2 separate regions of the Homo sapiens genome follow, and region 2 is linked to region 1. Evidence: read pairs that join two places in POLR2A ChIA-PET (ENCODE). Cell type or tissue: GM12878. All regions are shown on one strand. Each heading gives the region's core, and the rest is flanking DNA. Links, peaks and the distances in the headings are about the cores only.

Region 1 (4,000 bases), core at 1-4,000:
GTGAAAGAAGCTAGTCACAGAAGACCACATATTGTTTGATTCAATTAATATGAAATGTCCGCAATAGACAAATCCATAGAGACAGAAAGCAGATTAGTTGTTATGAGGGGTTGTGGGTGGAAGAATGGGGGAATGGCTACTAATACATATGGGTTTCTTTCTGGAGTAATACACAGATTCTGGAATTAGGCAGTGGTGATGGTTGCAGAACTCTATGAATATACTAAAAACCCACCAAACTGTATACTTTAGAAGTCTGAACTTTCTGGTATGTAACTTTTATCACAATAAAGTTGCTTAAAACAGAAAAAAAGACAACCCAATAGAGAAATGGAGAAAAGATTTTAGCAGACACTAAACAAAACAGGATACTGAAGTGATCTATAAATATGAAAATGTGCTCAACTTCAATGGTCATCAAGGAAATGCAAATTAAAACCACAATGCAACACTACTACACATCTATCAGAATGAATGAAATTAAAAAGACGAAAAATATTAAGTGTTAGTGAGGACGTAGGACATTTAGAAACCTCAATTACTGCTGGTTAGAATGCAAACTAGTAAATGACTTGGCAATATCTATTAATATTGAAAATATGCACACCTTTTGACCGTATATTCCAACCTTGGGTATATACCCAACAGAAATGGGTATACACATGTTCTCTAAAAGCAATACACTATAATGTTGATAGTAGCACTATTTATAAAAGCCCCAAACTGAAAACTACAAAAATCCCCATCAACAGGTTAATAAATATTGGCATATTCTCTCAATGGCACCAAATACATTAATGACATGAAAGGTCTACAATAATATACATGAATAAATCTCACAAGCAATATCCGAGCAAAAGAAGCCAGATACAAATGAGTACCTAGCACATGGTTCCCCTTATACAAAGTACAAGAACAGGCCAAACTCATCTATGCTGTTAGAAATCAGGATATTCATCCTGTGGAGGTGGGAGTTGTGCAGGATGTCACTGGAAAGGGATAAGAGGCTGGTTACATTAAGTGTGTTGCTTGTGAAAATTCACCAAGCTATACACTTGTGTGCACTCTTTTAATATAAAGCCTTAAAAGATGCTCCCTGTATCAAAACAAGTATACTGAGGTTACACTTTTTCCAATGCCTTTTTTTCCAATTCTTCTTAGGGCCACACGATTTACTTTGACAATTAAGAAACATAATAAAGCAGCTGAAAATACTAAAGAGCAATTATGCTTACAAAATAATAATTATAAAAAGATATATTACCAAAACATGGATAGGTAGAAGAAATTATGAACACATTAACTGGCAGTTGTAAGGTTCAAACTATACATCTGAGGTTAGCTTACAAAATAAAAACTACAGCAGCGTGAAAGAAATGCTTCTCTCCTAACATTCTAGAAAAAACGGCTGCAATAAACAAGATGATATTTGCTAGACAGTTTTTACCCCTCAACGAGCAAAAATGAGAAGCTTATGATGAAACTGCACAGTAAAGGGGCATCTCTATTACATAAAAAGAAATTTGCATCAATGATTAGAAGCTGGATTTTTTAATCACCAACTTTATAGAAATAATCCCTAAAGTGGTGTCATTCAACTACAGTGGATGATTTCAGTAGGTTCTGAAATCAATTTAGTGTGTCACAAAAGACAAGTATCAAAACACAATATCACAATAGAAAATCTGTCAAAAATGCATGATATAATAAAGGCCTATATTCTTCATGAAATGTAGTATGTACTGGTTGCAATGGAAAATACATTTTTTGGCTTGAGCTACAATAAAAATAAAGTTAGGAAAAGCTGTCCTACAAGATACCGTTAATACTTCTGCTCCATTAAGTTCCTGGTAAAAAAAAAAAAAAGCAATTCACTTCTTGACTTTTCCCTCCACTTCTGATCCCGTATCATTAAAAGTTTTACCAGATTTAGCCTAAACTTTTCTTTTCTTTTAACACACAGACCTAACTATTGCTTTCCAGTGAAGCATTCATCTCTTCTTCCAGGATTAAGAATGTTCAACTACTACTACTTATGCTAGGTTTGGGTCATTTCACATTACCTCTTTCTCTCTTTAATTCTTCACTTGGGGGAGGGAGGAATGGCAGAGTAAGAGGGAAGAAGTGTTTGGGTGGAGTTGGGTGTCAGGGGGCATTCTCCCAACTGCACTGGTCTACTGACTTACATACCTTCAGCTGAGGTATACAGACCTTCTACCTTAAAGTAACAAAGAAAGTAAACCACAAGGCAACTTGCAGCACACAGGATATCACCAGACTACATGCTGCACTAGGTGATACACAAAGACACACTTATCCATGTTTCTGGCTGATATGTAAATTATCTTCCTTAAGTTTTCTGACAATGAAAATTATACCATAAAATTGGCTTACTAGAATGTATAACTGTCTCCTTTTTATTACTACACCATATATTCCTTTTCCACACATAAAATGCAGAAAAGCCCCATTGAATGACTATCTACACTATCATCTCTTCTAACACTCTCCCTCTTGTACTGCTTTTAAAAACAGTGGAGATGTTAAACAAGACTAGAAAATAAATTCAATCCAAGCAATACCTAAATGATGACCCACCTCAACTATAAACATAAATCCTCATGCACTATATGTGTGCGTAGGTGATCAAAATGATGGGAAAAGATCTGGGAATGTGATATAATAAAAAGAAATCCTAAATCCTCCGTGGTTATAATAAGCATTTTTTTTAGTGAGGAGGGTGAGGGAGCTATAGTAGTCCCTGTTATCTGCAGGGGATATGTTCCAAGACCTCCCATGGATGCTTGAAATTGCAGAGTACCAAACCCTACATATACTGTACTATATTTTTTCCCATATGCAAACACTTATCATAAAGCTTAATTTATATGCTAGGCATAGTAAGAGATTAACAACAATAACTAATAATATAAAACAGAACAATCTACCACTTATGAACTGTTTATTTCTGGAATTTTCCATCTGATATTTTTGGACCTCAGTTGACCAAAGGTAACTGAAGCCACAGAAAGTCAAACTGTGGATAAGGAGAGACTACTATATTCTATGTCTGCAAATGGGTAAGTTTCCTTATTTGGGTCTTGACACAAATGTGTGGTAAATAATTTTGCAGTAGACTAGAAGAGTTCAAGCCTCACCTGCTAAAACATTGTCTTCACATGTTCTTCCAAAACAAAGCAAAGTACATGTTCTCCTGACACTAACCCTGACATAATTTTTAACATTCAAGCAATTTAAAATAAAATTGTAATGGCAACTAAAAGGAAATAAAAACCCATTATTGCATAATAGTTTTCCAGAAAAGATCTGTACATTAGAAAAACAACATCGAAAGAAATTGAAGTTTGCTCTAAAAGAAGCAAAAACTCTGACAACTTCTGAACTCATTTTATATTCTTCAAATAACTTAGGGATTTGTTTCTTAGGGAAAGAAAACTTGCTCTGTGACCTTGGGCAAATCAGATTAACTTCTCTGTGCTTTTTTTCTTTTTTTTGAGATGGAGTTTCCCTCTTGTTCCCAGGTTGGAGTACAGTGATGCAATCTCAGCTCACAGCAACCTCCGCCTCCTGGGTTTAAGTAATTCTCCTGCCTCAGCCTCCCAAGTAGCTGGGATTACAGGCGCCCACTGCCATGCCTGGCTAAGTTTCTGTATTTTTTAGCAGAGACAAGGTTTCACCATGTTGGCCAGGCTAGTCTCAAACTCCTGACCTCAGGTGATCACCGCCTCGGCCTCCCAAAGTACTGGGATTACAGGCCTGTGCTTCTTTTCTTTAGCTGCAAAAATGAGGAGGCTAACTATGTAATCTGTAAGCCTGAATGACCCACCATGAAATAAGTCTAACTGTTGCTAAGCTATCTATAGATTCTACAATGAAGAAAATCAAATACAGCAAGATCATTTTAATTGCATAGACTCTTTCAGCCATTTTAATTAATGTGTGTAGTAACACTGTAGCAATGCAATGAAAAGGATACTGG
Region 2 (13,104 bases), core at 3,548-7,547, 78 kb before region 1:
AGTAAAATGTATGGAGACTATACAAATTATTCCTGAAACTATTTCAAAAGGAACAAGTAACTTTTTTGGTTATCATTAATTATATACAAACTTCCCCAGTTATTACTTAATAAAAGCTTGTAGTTGTAAAGAGATTAATTTCCTATCTTTAAAAAGTTGTTAATTTGAGGCAAAGCTTCTAAATGATCCTATTTTATCTACCTGTGCCCATGTGGAATCGTGGGTTCAAGGAAACCAACCAAAAACCAGTTTGCTCTTATAGTTGATCAGGTTTTGATACCTGTCTCTGATAAGTTCTAATTATGGGAAAACAATTTATCTTTGTGATTCAGAAGCTCTGCTAGGTTGATTATATAGTCAGATCTTTATTCTGGAGTTGAAGAAGATGGTGTGGATTTGCTTTCAAGGATTGTCACTAAATTAACACATAAAACTAAAAATACAATCCCTGCAAAATCAACTTCCTTGAAATGTCTATATTTTTAAAAAGATACAAGTTATTAGTCATAATACCCCAAACTGATGAGTAAATGAGAATTTTGAAAGTTATTAGGTCCAGTAACTATGTCTTGAGACTGCTGTTACTCAAATTTGTGATATGAACAGCATGTGGGTATGTTACTCTTTATTTTCTTGTCTTCAGATTTTTTTGTCTTCTTGATTTTAAATATTTGATTAGTTGGAGAGAATGTGTTTAGAAAGTGTGACATCTCAGTATGGAGTATTAAATAGTGTAGTAGGGATTGGCTTTAATGTGTGTGTTTTGGTGTGTGTGTGTGTGTGTGTGTGTATGTGTGAGTGCATTTGACTTATGAGCCCTGAATATAAGTGCCAGAAGTTTTATTTGAAAAACATAACCAATTTGTAATTGAAACAGGATTAGTCAAGAACCATCAGCACCAACACAAATGTATCTTTGCAGACCGAAGGAATCAGCTAAACAATTTACAGTCATCTCAATCTCTACTAAAACAAAAATCACATCCAACATGCCACCTGACACCATTTCTTTCTCTCTCTCTCCTTTGCTCCTTGCGATGTGGCATTCATCTCTCCTTGTGCCTCCGTTCTGAAGAGATAACAGTATAGCAACAACTCTGCCACTGAAATCCTGTTCTCTGACCGATATTGGCACCTGCAAAGAGAAACAACCAGTAACAGGCAGCAGCAGCATCAGTATTAATCTTCCATGATGAAATCTTTACAGGTCAAGAACAAGTACACAGCTCTTTTCTCACTCCTTCACAGTGGACCATGCAACTAGTTGAAATGGAAGACAATGGATTGTCTACAAGCCTTTTGAACAGTGGAGAATGCAGGGCGTTGGCTTTAGGTGAATTGACCCCCAAATATTCTTGAAGTTTGATGTCCCCTTTGGTCTTTTTTTCTAGAACACCATTGTCATCTGACTTATCAAACCCTTAGTATGACCACAAAGAATAAGTTTGCATATGTGACATTTTTTGTCACTTTAGGTTTGAATGAAAATATGAAAATAATGAGCATTATAATGCTAGAGGGCTTAATCTTTAAACCTGTTGTTCATCTTTATATTTATAGCCATGACTGGAAGAAATCTTCTAGGAATTCTCTCAATTAAAGCCAACTACATTGTACATGATGTTTCTGTAGAACCTGACACAAGATGCTGCTTGTGTAGGCAGTAGTTTTCAGTGGAATTCTGGGAAAAGTATACTATACTGGAAAAAGTCGTGATTAAGCCCATGAAGAATGTTAAAAGATTCCTGATTTCTTGGAGGGAGGTGTGTGTGTGTGTATGTGCAAGAAAGGTGCCAAGAAGAGTGCTGGAATTCTAACTTTACAATTTGTGCTTACTACTATTTTCCATTTAAAAATGAGTAGTTGTCCCAAAAAGATGACTGTGGTGAGAGAACATGGAACTAGCTGTAGATGGGAAAACTCAGTGTTTACGTTCTTATCTCTTACTCACATATGGACCTGCAAACTATCCTGGCTCTATTTTTCCATATTTATAATCACACAACCTTAACTTGGTAGTAGATAATGTTCAGCTACCAAAATGAAAATGTAGAGGTAAAAGGTGTTTTACTTCCCCAGTGTGTGTGTGTGTGTGTGTGTGTGTGTGTGTGTGTGTGTTTTTCGCCCAGGCTGGAGTGTGGTGGCATGATCCCGGCTCACTGCAGCCTCCGCTTCCCAGGTTCAATCGATTCTCCTGCCTCAGCCTCCTGAGTAGCTGGGATTACAGGCATGTGCCACCATGCCTGGCTAATTTTTATATATATTTTTTAGTAGAAACGGGGTTTCACCATGTTGGTCAGGCTGGTGTCGAACTCCTGACCTTGTGATCCACCCACCTCAGCCTCCCAAAGTGCTGGGATTACAGGCGTGAGCCACCGTGCCTGATCCACAGTGTTTAATATTAATCCTGTTGTTATACAGGCAATGGAATTTAAAACATTTTGGGAAGAATCTTAGAAGTCATGTTAGCCATCAGCAGGGTTTGTAACTAATTCAGATTTGTAAATTCAGTTCAGAGATAACTTTCACAAAAAAGAGAAAACAGTTGCTTGGCTACCAGCCCTTCCCAATCATAACTGTAAATCCATGCCATATGCATAATGAGCATGTAGAAGACTAGGTTTAAAAGGAAGCAGAGGCCAGGCATGGTGACTCATGCCTGTAATCCCAGCACTTTGGGAGGCAGAGGCCAGAGGATTGCTTCAGCCCAGGAGTTGGAAATCTTGTCTCTACCAAAAAAAAAAAAAAAAAAAAAAAAAAAAAAAAAAAAAGTCGGGGCGGGAAAGCAGGAAAGAAAACTGGGAGAAGGACTGCAGTACACTACACGAAGGCATTGCACCTGTGTGTGATCAGGCTTGGTGTCAGCCCCTTGGTTAGTGTTGAACGTTAATTTCACTCCTATAATACAGCAGCTGTAAATATTTTTAAGACAAGTGTGCCAGATATTTAAATTTTGCCAATCAGTTGAATTCTTAAACATTTATTTGATGCTGGGGAGGTAGTTTTTGTTTTGTTTTGTTATAATAAAGTAGAGGAACTGACAGAATTAAAACCTGCCTGTTTTAACAGTCATTCCAAGTTACGGGTATTAATGCATGTATTTATGCATTTGAAGGGAGAGTAAACCATTACCCCTCCACACACCCCCAGAAAAACAGGAAATGAAGTGTGTAGAGAGCAAAACATTGAGTAAAGGTACTAAGTTAATTATCTAAGCTAGTTGAACACACCTGAGGTGATACAGTATGCTCTCATCAGTAATAAGCCACTTTAGTAATTGGGGATAGGGGTGGAGGGAACATTTATATAATTAGGAAAGAAAGCCCCCAATATTTAATGATTTTTATCTTTTCTCCTTCTCCTACCCTTCTCCCCAATCTACACAATTATTCTCAAGCAAAAATATGATTATGGTGCAATAGTTTCAAAAGTCAGACCTGCTTTGTCTAGGTGGTTATTTTGGTTGGTTGGTTGGTTGGTTGGTTGGCTGGCTTTTATTTTGGTTGGTTCATATCTCACACATTCATATTTAGAATATGGGAAAGCATATAATATGGTGACATAATAAGGATAAATTCGAAATAAATTAGTAATTTTCTCCTTAATTGTTTTTTTGCACTGCCCTTCCTTTTAATTAGCTTTTTTTTTCTTTTTTTCTTTTTTTTTTTAGACAGTCTCGCTGTGTCACCAAGGCTGGAGTGCAGTGGTGCAATCTGGGCCCACTGCAACCTCCGACTCCTGGGTTCAAGCGATTCACCTGCCTCAGCCTCTCAAGTAGCTGGGACTACAGGCTCCTGCCACCATGCCCGGCTAATTTATATATTTTTAGTAGAGACGGGGTTTCACTGTGTTGGCCAGGCTGGTCTCAAACTCCTGACCTCATGATCCACCCACCTCAGCCTCCTGAAGTGCTGGGATTATAGGCATGAGCCACCGCACCTGGCCCTTAATTAGATTTTAATAGTGCCTTTTGTTGATTTCACCTTTCCCTTTCTTGGTGGTAAACTTTCAGAATGGCATTATAAATCGTTTGTGAAATTAAAATTTAATTTTTTTAGGACTTAGAGATGTTAACTTTTAAGGGATTGATATTATTCACATTACTAAAGTGAATTTGGTGTTAAATTTTTTTTTTTTTTTTCTGAGACGGAGTCTTACTCTGTCACCCAGGCTGGCTAGAGTGCAGTAGTGTGATCTTGGCTCGCTGCAACCTCAGTTTCCTGGGTTCAAGTGATTCTCGTGCCTCATCCTCCCGAGTAGCTGGGGTTATAGGCGAGCACCACCACGTCTGGCTTATCTTTGTATTTTTAGTAGATAAAGGATTTTGCCATGTTGGCCAGGCTGGTCTCGAACTCCTGACCTCAGGTGATCCACCGGCCTTGGCTTCCCAAAGTGCTGGGATTATAAGTGTGAGCCACCTCACCTGGCTGGTGTTAAAACCTCATTCTGAACCGGTTTTCTTAATCAAGTAGTGTTGTTACGGTGAATAGACTGTTCCAAGCCATATTCTTCTACCAACTCCCATAGGTTATAGGCACGCTGAGAATAATACATCAAAATACTTCCTGTTTTATCTTGGCTTTATGCGAGGCAGTTCTTAGAAATTGAGTTTTTTGATAGAGAGAATATGTAACATATATTCAGGATTTGCTAAATAACTTTAAACTAGCAAGTTTAATTTTTTCAGGAAATGTATTGGTTTTACATATAAAAATGTATTTTATAACTTTTTAAGCCTTATAGTTTTAATGCCTACCATATTTCACCTTTTAATAATTGCCTTTTGAAAAAAATGCCATTATGAGAAATGCTCCAAAATACTCCAGATTCACCTACCATTTTCTTTTCTTTTTAAAAAACATCTCCTTCACATGGGAACCACCTATCATTTTTAACCTGGAATTTTACAGAAATTCTACATTGCTACAGCCTACATTTGGCTTATAGACTTGAGCCAAAGGAATATTATGTTGCCATAAGAGACTTTGATTACAAATAGAAAGCATTTCTATGCTGAAGATCTGGTGAGGGACAAAGTCTTTTAGTGAAGTTGCTGTGGGAGTTATCCATACACATTTTTTTTTTTTAATTTTAACTGTTAGAAGGTGGTGTTTTTTGCAAGTTACTTAAACAATGAGACAGTGTTGAGATCTGTTGTATACCTGTCTGACTTGGCTTTTTATGTGAGTATTAGATTTTATTTTAAAATACTGTTAAAATAGCTATAGTGTGTATTGTTAAATTTTCCATTGTAGTTTTTGTTTGAACAGAAAAGAGCCATGTCCTTTTATTGTGTATTTAATTGCCAAACTTACCTCTCTCTTTAATACAGTCTGTTCTTACTTATGTCTCTTCTTCATTGTAATAGCCTACAGAGACCAGTTCATTTCTGGAGATGCTGTTTGTCTCTTTGTTTCTTTTAGATTTTCTCTGCTTTCATTAACTGCTCAGCTAGTGTATGAATTCAGGACTGAAACTTGGTGTTCTTACTAAGCACAACTTAGCTGATTGGATTGTCTCCTTTCAGTCTACTCGTCTGGCCTAGTTTTGCTATGAGTTTGAGGATTCTATTCTGTGGTGAATTCAGATCAATTGTGAGCCTAGTTAATCCTGTCTTCTCCTGAACCCTTGGAAAAAGATTATTTCTGAGGATGGCCCACAGGTTAATGTCAGTCTCAGGCAAGGAGAATGTAGCCTACTGGATAGATCTTTGGAAATGATCTGTAGCAAAGATAAGTTGTTCAAACTATTGTACCCTGGGCCAAACCAAAACTGGGCCTTGCCCCATTCTCTGAGGACAAGGTGCTAGACAGTATTGCCCTAGCATTTATCTACAAGTATGTGTGTTGGCCATAACAAAATATCAGACTGGGCACCTAAACAACAGAAATGTATTCTAGAAGTCCATGACAAGATCAGGCAGAGTTTAGTTTTGGGTAAGGGCTCTCTTGCTGGCTTGCAGATAGCCACCCTCTCACTTTATCCTAACATGGCCTTTTCTCTGTGCTCCTTGGAGGGAGGGGTGGGGGAACCTTTCTTCTCATAAGGCCACTAATCCCATCATGAAGGCTCCATAACCTAATCCAACCCTAAGTACCTCCCAAAGGCCTCATCTTCAAATGCAGCCATATTAGGGAATAAGGGCTTCAATATATGAATTTTGAGGGAACACAGACATTCAGCCCATCACAATATATGTACTTTTTCTTAGTGGAATTTTTAGCGTAGCAGAGTTACCTTTCCCCCAGAAGTGTGTCAGTTTGCTTGAAGTCCAAGATACTGTGAAATACTAACTTACAAGATGAAAGACAAATATATTTCACTGAGTATGGTGGGTTTATATCTATCTATTTAAGACATAGTTTCTTCCCTTGACATTTCCTTCTAAATACCCAGAATCCATCTTTTTTTCTCTAGTGCTACTGACATTTTGTTGTTCTTCCAGTAAACTTAACAATTCAAATGGAATGAAACTTGCTTGTGCTTTGATTTTGTAAGATTTTTATGGGACATATTTGTCATGTTTTTAGAGGCAAAATAAAAAAAGCTTGCTTTAATTTGCTGATACATATTTTACTTTCTTTAACAAGTATTTATTTTGTAATATTGATTACTACCATTGTATAGACATCTGAAGATTATAAAACAAATGTAATTATGTTCATCAACAACCTATTTGAATCTTACTTATTTATGACTCAGTAAAAATTAGCTTTTATAAATTCACTGTTGAAATAGTCTCCCCATGCCACAATTTCAAATAAAAGTTAAAACAAGTATTTATTCTAATAGGCTTTTCACAATTTTATCAGATTATTTAAACTTGCACCAGCCCACCAAATGTTGAGTAGCTTCCTACACATGTGACAGTCAAATTAAGTTTTTAAGCAGCAAACATTAGTAACATGAAGGGAAAGAGTCATTGCTTTCTAGATTCTAGTCTAGATTAGAATTGAATCTAGATTCTACATTTCTAGTGTAAATTAATTTAAATTCTTTCATACTCCTGGGTAAACCTGTAGGCAAGTTTCTTATCTGTTTTACATGGCTAACTATGATAACTAAGCTATGTTTTGAGTTTTTTGTCTCAAAGCTTTAAAATTTACTTCCTGTTTTTATGAAACTTTGATTATTGAATCTCCTAGGATATCACTTTACTTTTTAAAATTAAAATTAAAAATATATGTGACCGAAGCTGTTAATGAGGAAATTTCAGTTAAATTAAGAGAATCTATGTAGTGTACCTATTGTAGAAAATCTCCCAATACTTGTAGAAAGATTTATCTTCATTTGAATTTATTTTGAAATTTTCTATTTGCCATGTAATATCAAATCTGCATTAAATATCTCTGCAACAAGTCGTGGTTGAATTTCATTTTAAAATAATAACCTTAGGAGTAATGTGAAGTACAAACAACATAATCTTTAGAGATATAATTTGTTTTTTCTCATAATGCTTAAAATATTCCTCTGAATTTCTGTCTTAGGTACCGGTGTGATAAGCTTTATACCTCTGTTTTCTGTCTTTGAATGAAATGATAATATTTATATTTTCAAAGTAAATTTCAGAGTTATATTTTGAGGTAAATAATTTTTTATATCAAAAGATAAATTACTAAAAAGAAGCAAAGGAGCTGATGAAATATTTAAATGCATTATTCAGAAAAAACTTCTGTTCCACGTGGTCTAGATTTATAATTCTAGTGGGTACACATTAGGCCAAGGTGATCTGTATTTCTTTACTTCAAAATTACGTACTAAAAATATTCTAAGCCGGGCATGGTGGCTCACACCTATAATCCCAACACTTTGAGAGGCTGAAGCAGGAGGATCCGTTGAGCTCGGGAGTTCAGGACTAGCCTGGGCAACACAGTGAGACCCCATCTCTACAAAAAAATAGCCAGGTGTGGTGGCGCATGCCTGTAGTCCTAGTTACTGGGAAGGCTGAGGCAGGAGGATTGCTTGAGCTTGCGGGGTCGAGGCTGCAGTGAACTGTGATCATGCCACTGCGCTCCAGCCTGAGTGACAGAGTGAAAAAAGAAATTGGGCTAGAAACTTTCACTGAAACCTGGCACAGGCTTATCCTTTTTTTTTATTGACGGCGGGTGGCGGTGGGCTGGAGAGTGGGGATGGAGTTTCCCTCTTGTTGCCCAGGCTGAAGTGCAGTGGCACGATCTCAGCTTGCTGCAACTTCCACTTCCCAGGTTCAGGCAATTCTCCTGCCTCAGCCTCCCAAGTAGCTGGGATTACAGGCATGCGCCACCACGCCTGGCTAATTTTGTATTTTTAGTAGAGACGGGGTTTCTCCATGTTGGTCAGGCTGGTCTCGAACTCCCGACCTCAGGTGATCCGCCCGCCACAGCCTCCCAAAGTCCAAAGTGCTGGGATTACAGGTGTGAGCCACTGCACCCAGCCCTAGTCTTATCCATTTTTTAAGTAGTATTCAAATTTGTATTGACAAAAAAGGGGTGGGTGTGTGTGTGTGTGTGTGTGTGTGTGTGTATATGTGTGTGTGTATGAATGAATGACATGAATGACATGAGTGATATGTGTACTTGTTTTGGTGGCTAGTCTAAAAGTTGTATATTTTAAGACAAAAATGTATTTATCAAAATATTTATATTGATTATTAAATTTCTTTAAGATTTATTTACATCTGCTCTGATACCTTAGAGTCTACTACAGCAATCTATAAATTTTTTGTTGTAATGTATCTTTAGGATTGCAAGTGAGTGGTCAGTTTGTGTGTGTGTGTGTGTGTGTGTGTGTGTGTGTGTGTGTGTGTGTGTTTGTACTCCAAATGCTGTAAGGCGTAGGAAGAATCATTCTGCTTTTTTCTTTCTTCCTCTTTTAACTATTATAAAATATTTTCATTTTATTTGTTTTCTACTAGTAAATTATTCCTTCTTAAATTAAAATTTGCATGGACTAGAAATGGCTCATTTTATGTTATGTCAGTTTTCAACTACCTTTCAGTATATACATTATAAAAATAGATTTCTTGTAGTACAGAATAAAACCCAGCATCTCATTAGGTATAGATTTTCATGTGGAGGATGGTTTCTTCAAATAGGTTTTTGCCTTATCTCTTTCCATCTTTTCGGCATTGAAAAGAGCACTTTGGTCTTTTAACTCGGTGGTACTTTATAATATACTATTCTTCCCATCACTGTAAAACATTGATGCATGGGTAAAAATATCTTTTTTATATCGCAAATAAATTGAGCTTGTTATAGTCCCCTCTCTTCATTTTCAGGAAGAGGCAGAAATCCAGGCAGAACTTGAACGTTTGGAAAGAGTCAGAAATCTTCACATACGTGAGCTGAAAAGAATAAACAATGAAGATAATTCACAGTAAGTCATTATTTGCATTTCACAGTTTCATATTATTAAAACTACCCCCGCCCCCCATAGAGCATAAACACAATATTTCCTTCTTGGGTTGTCTCATCGTACTTAGAAAAGATCCAAAGTCCTTCCCATGGCTTGGAAGGCCTTTTATGATTTGGTCCCTGGCCACCTTACTGTCCTCACTTCTCTTAAACATGTCAAGAGCATTCCCTTCTCAGTGGGCTTTTGTGCTTACCATTTCCTCTGCCTGGATGTTCCTCCTCTAAACACCTAATTGGCTTAATTACTTATCTCACTCCAAATGTTCTTTAGAAAGGCCATTCTTAGATCATCCTATTTAAAATAGTAGTCCCTAGCCAGGCCCAGTGGTGCTCACCTATAGTTCCAGCTACTCAAGAGGCTCAGGTAGGAGGATTGCTTTGGCCAGGAGTTCAAAACCAGCCTTGTCAACATAGTGAGACCCCCATTTCTTTAAAAAAAAAAAAAGTCTCTGCTTCTTCATTTCCTCTTTTAATATCGTTACCTTGCTTTATATTTTCTGGATGTTGATCACTATCTGGAATTATAAATTTATTTTTTAGTTATTATTTGTCTCCTCCCTCTAGAATGTAAGCTTCATGAGTGCAAGGACTTGGTTTTGTTCTTGCTGTATCCGTAAAGCCTAGACCAGTGCCTGACATATGGCAGGCACTTAATAAATATTTGAATACCAAAGTTAATGTTATAGTAGTGAAGGAGAAATTATTTCAACCAAAAGTATTTCAGTAAGCCATGTATCCCACATTATGCAAGAATTGGGAGAGAAATGGAAAAGTACAGCTTACAGTCTGTGTTCTTAATCAGTTGTCAGAATGAGTGCCATAGATAGTATATGTTGAAGCAATTGAAAGAAAAGAAAATATCTGTGGGCTTGTGGGAGCTTCATGAAAAAGATAGAAATTGAGCAAGACATAGAAGTAGAAATTAAGCAAGGTACTACTTGGATTTAGTTGATGTACAAGAGAGGAAAGGTTTCTGTTTACACTTCATCTTTGACTGGTCATGTAGTTTAAAGCTTCATGAGTTAATATAAGTATCAGAATAGGAAGTGGCCAATTTCTGTGTGAAATATGAAAATCTTGCTTAGAAAGGTCTTCTTGTGATGTCTATGTATGTATAATTCATAAATACACAGATCATTCCATTGTGTGAAGAGAAAGAAATAGTTATGGAATAACCTAAATTATGTCAGATTAAAATTCTAATGAAAGCCAGGTGTGCTGGCTTATGCCTGTAATCCTTGCACTTTGGGAGGCCAGTGCAAGCAAATTGATTGAGCCCAGGAGTCAAAAACGAGCCTCAGCAAGGTGGAAAAACCCTGTCTCTACAAAAAATACAAAACTTAGCAGGGAATGGTGGCATGCACCTGTAGTCGCAGCTACTTGGGGAACTGAGGAGGGAGGATCGCCTGAGCCTGCAGTGAGCCTAGATCGCAGTCCAGCCTGATTGACAAAGTGAGACTTTGTCTCCAAAAAAAAAAAAAAAAAAAAAAAAAAGTGAGGGGCCAGGTGTGGTAGCTCATGCCTGTAATCCCAGCACTTTGGGAGGCTGAGGTGGGCGGATCTCTTGAGGTTAGGAGTTCGAGACCAACCTGGCCAACATGGTGAAACCCCATCTCTACTAAAAATAAAAACACTAGCCCAGCGTTGTGGTGGGCGCCTGTAATCCCAGCTACTTGGGAGGCTGAGGCAGGAGAATCACTTGAACCCGGGAGGCGGAGGTTGCGCCACTGCACTCCAGCCTGGGCAACAGAGCAAGACTGTCTTAAAAAAAAGTGAGACTCTGTCTCCAAAAAAAAAAAATCTAATAGAGCATATGGTACAAAACTAATTTAAGACTAACTGTTCCGAAAATTACATTTCAAATTTTGTGGATCTGACTTACATTGATGAAAATAAAATCAACTGTTACAGCTTTACAGTGTGGCTTGAAACTAAGCAGAAATTTCTTATATCTACAAGTTTCTCAAGAAAAAGCTTAAATTACTAAATCTAGAGTCAATTGATCTTGAAAAAAATAATAAAATACAATGTATTTTGGCCAGGCGTTGTGGCTCACACCTGAAATCGCAGTACTTTGGGAGGCCGAGGCAGGCGGATCACAAGGCCAGGAGTTTGAGACCAGCCTGGCCAATATGGTGAAACCCCGTCTTTATTAAAAATACAAAAATTAGCTGGGCGTGGTGGCACATGCCTATAGTCTTAGCTAATTGGGAGACTGAGGCAGAAGAATTGCTTTAACCCAGTAGGCAGAGGCTGCAGTGAGCCAAGATCGTGCCACTGCACTCCAGCCAGAGCGAGACTCTGTCTCCAAAAAATAAAAAAATAAATAAATAAATAAAAATACAGTGTATTAGTATTGCAAAGCTGACTTTTTTTTTGAAAGTGTACATTTTGGAACCACATTTTTCTGCTAAGTCCTGCCTTTTATTAGCTGTTAAGCAAGTTACTTAACTTTTCTGTGCATCAGTACCTTCATTTATAAAACAGACATAGTTATAGGACCTACCTGATAGGGTGGGTTGAAAACTAAATGAGTTAATACAGGTAAGAGCATAAAACGCACAAGTTGAACATCCTAATGTTGGAAATCTGAAATGTAAACTTCTCTAAAATCTGAAAATTTTTGAGCACTGACATGACATTCAAAGGTCTTGCACAAAGGAAATGCTCATTGGAGCATTTCAGATTTTGGATTTTCAGATTAGGGATGCTCAGTCGGCAATATTCTAAAAAAAAAAACAACTCCCAAATCGGAAACACTTCTGGTTCCAGGTATTTCAATAAGGGATACTCAGCCTATATATGGCAAGTACGGTAAATTTTAAGTAGTAATAGTAGTAGTATTACCTATGAGTGATTTTTTTTTTAATTTTAAAAAATCTTTTTAAAATTGGTGGTTAATTTATTTTACAAAAGTCCGAAGACAGTAAAATTTAATGATGAAGGCCAGTTTATAATTATGTTTAATCATATGTCAATACTGTAAAAGCTTGATTATAACTCCCAATATAAAAGTCTGTTTTTTCCAGAGAAGTGATTCTTGCTGAGTACATAAAGGATTTTATGAAGCTCTTGGCAATGCAGTAATTATTAGGTCTTTGTGAGAGTGCTATAATTGGTCATTGCTCCTGAATATTGAGCTATAAAAGTTTTGTGAGCGCCAAAGCCTTAAGATGGGTGGTAGTCATGCAGATAGACTGGTAGAGAATGAAAAGAAATATTGAATGAAATTTGAAATTAGCAGTGGAGTAACTGAGAAATAAATAGCTAGGAATAGAATAAGAGAGTAGAACTTCAGTGTAGAAGGAATTTTTATGTGTGTGTTTTAATATGTCTGTTTTTTGCCCCCACCTCTAAGGTTCAAAGATCACCCAACATTAAATGAAAGATATTTATTACTTCATCTGCTTGGTAGAGGTGGCTTTAGTGAAGTGTATAAGGTAATGTATGTTTTATTCTGTTTTTTTTACACTAATGTAGCAAGGATATAGGAGTATGTGGTTAAGAAGTACTTACGTTGTCTGGGCATGGTGGCTCACACATGTAACCCCAGGGCTTTGGGAGATGGGAGGGTGCCTGAGGCCAGGAGTTTGAGACCAACCTGGGCAACATAGTGAGACCTTGTCTCTACTTAAAAAAAAGTCAGCCAGGTGTGGTGGCGCACACATGTAGCCCCAGCTACTCAGGAGGCTGAGGTGGGAGTATTGCAGAG

Evidence for each region. Peaks named below come from ENCODE experiments on the same cell type or tissue, not always from the same donor. Only the 100,000 strongest peaks of a DNase experiment are listed, where the experiment ranks them.
Region 2: POLR2A ChIA-PET joins it to region 1 with 5 read pairs; 3 of 35 experiments call an interaction of 5 or more read pairs at or near these places.

Annotation. Positions count from the first base shown.
Region 1 is chr2:170,938,508-170,942,507 of GRCh38, reverse strand. The region is part of intron 1 of GORASP2 (golgi reassembly stacking protein 2); the gene reads right to left. Among named protein-coding and RNA genes, the nearest start is that of GORASP2, 11 kb to the right of the region's middle. In GM12878, for the core only: no CTCF peak of the experiment used is centred there; no DNase peak of the experiment used is centred there.
Region 2 is chr2:171,011,101-171,024,204 of GRCh38, reverse strand. It overlaps TLK1 (tousled like kinase 1), which reads left to right. Exons shown (of 21, transcript NM_012290.5): 13 at 9,257-9,354; 14 at 12,751-12,832. Among named protein-coding and RNA genes, the nearest start is that of GORASP2, 88 kb to the right of the region's middle. In GM12878, for the core only: no CTCF peak of the experiment used is centred there; a DNase peak (open chromatin) is centred at 5,474; H3K27ac peaks cover 716 bases.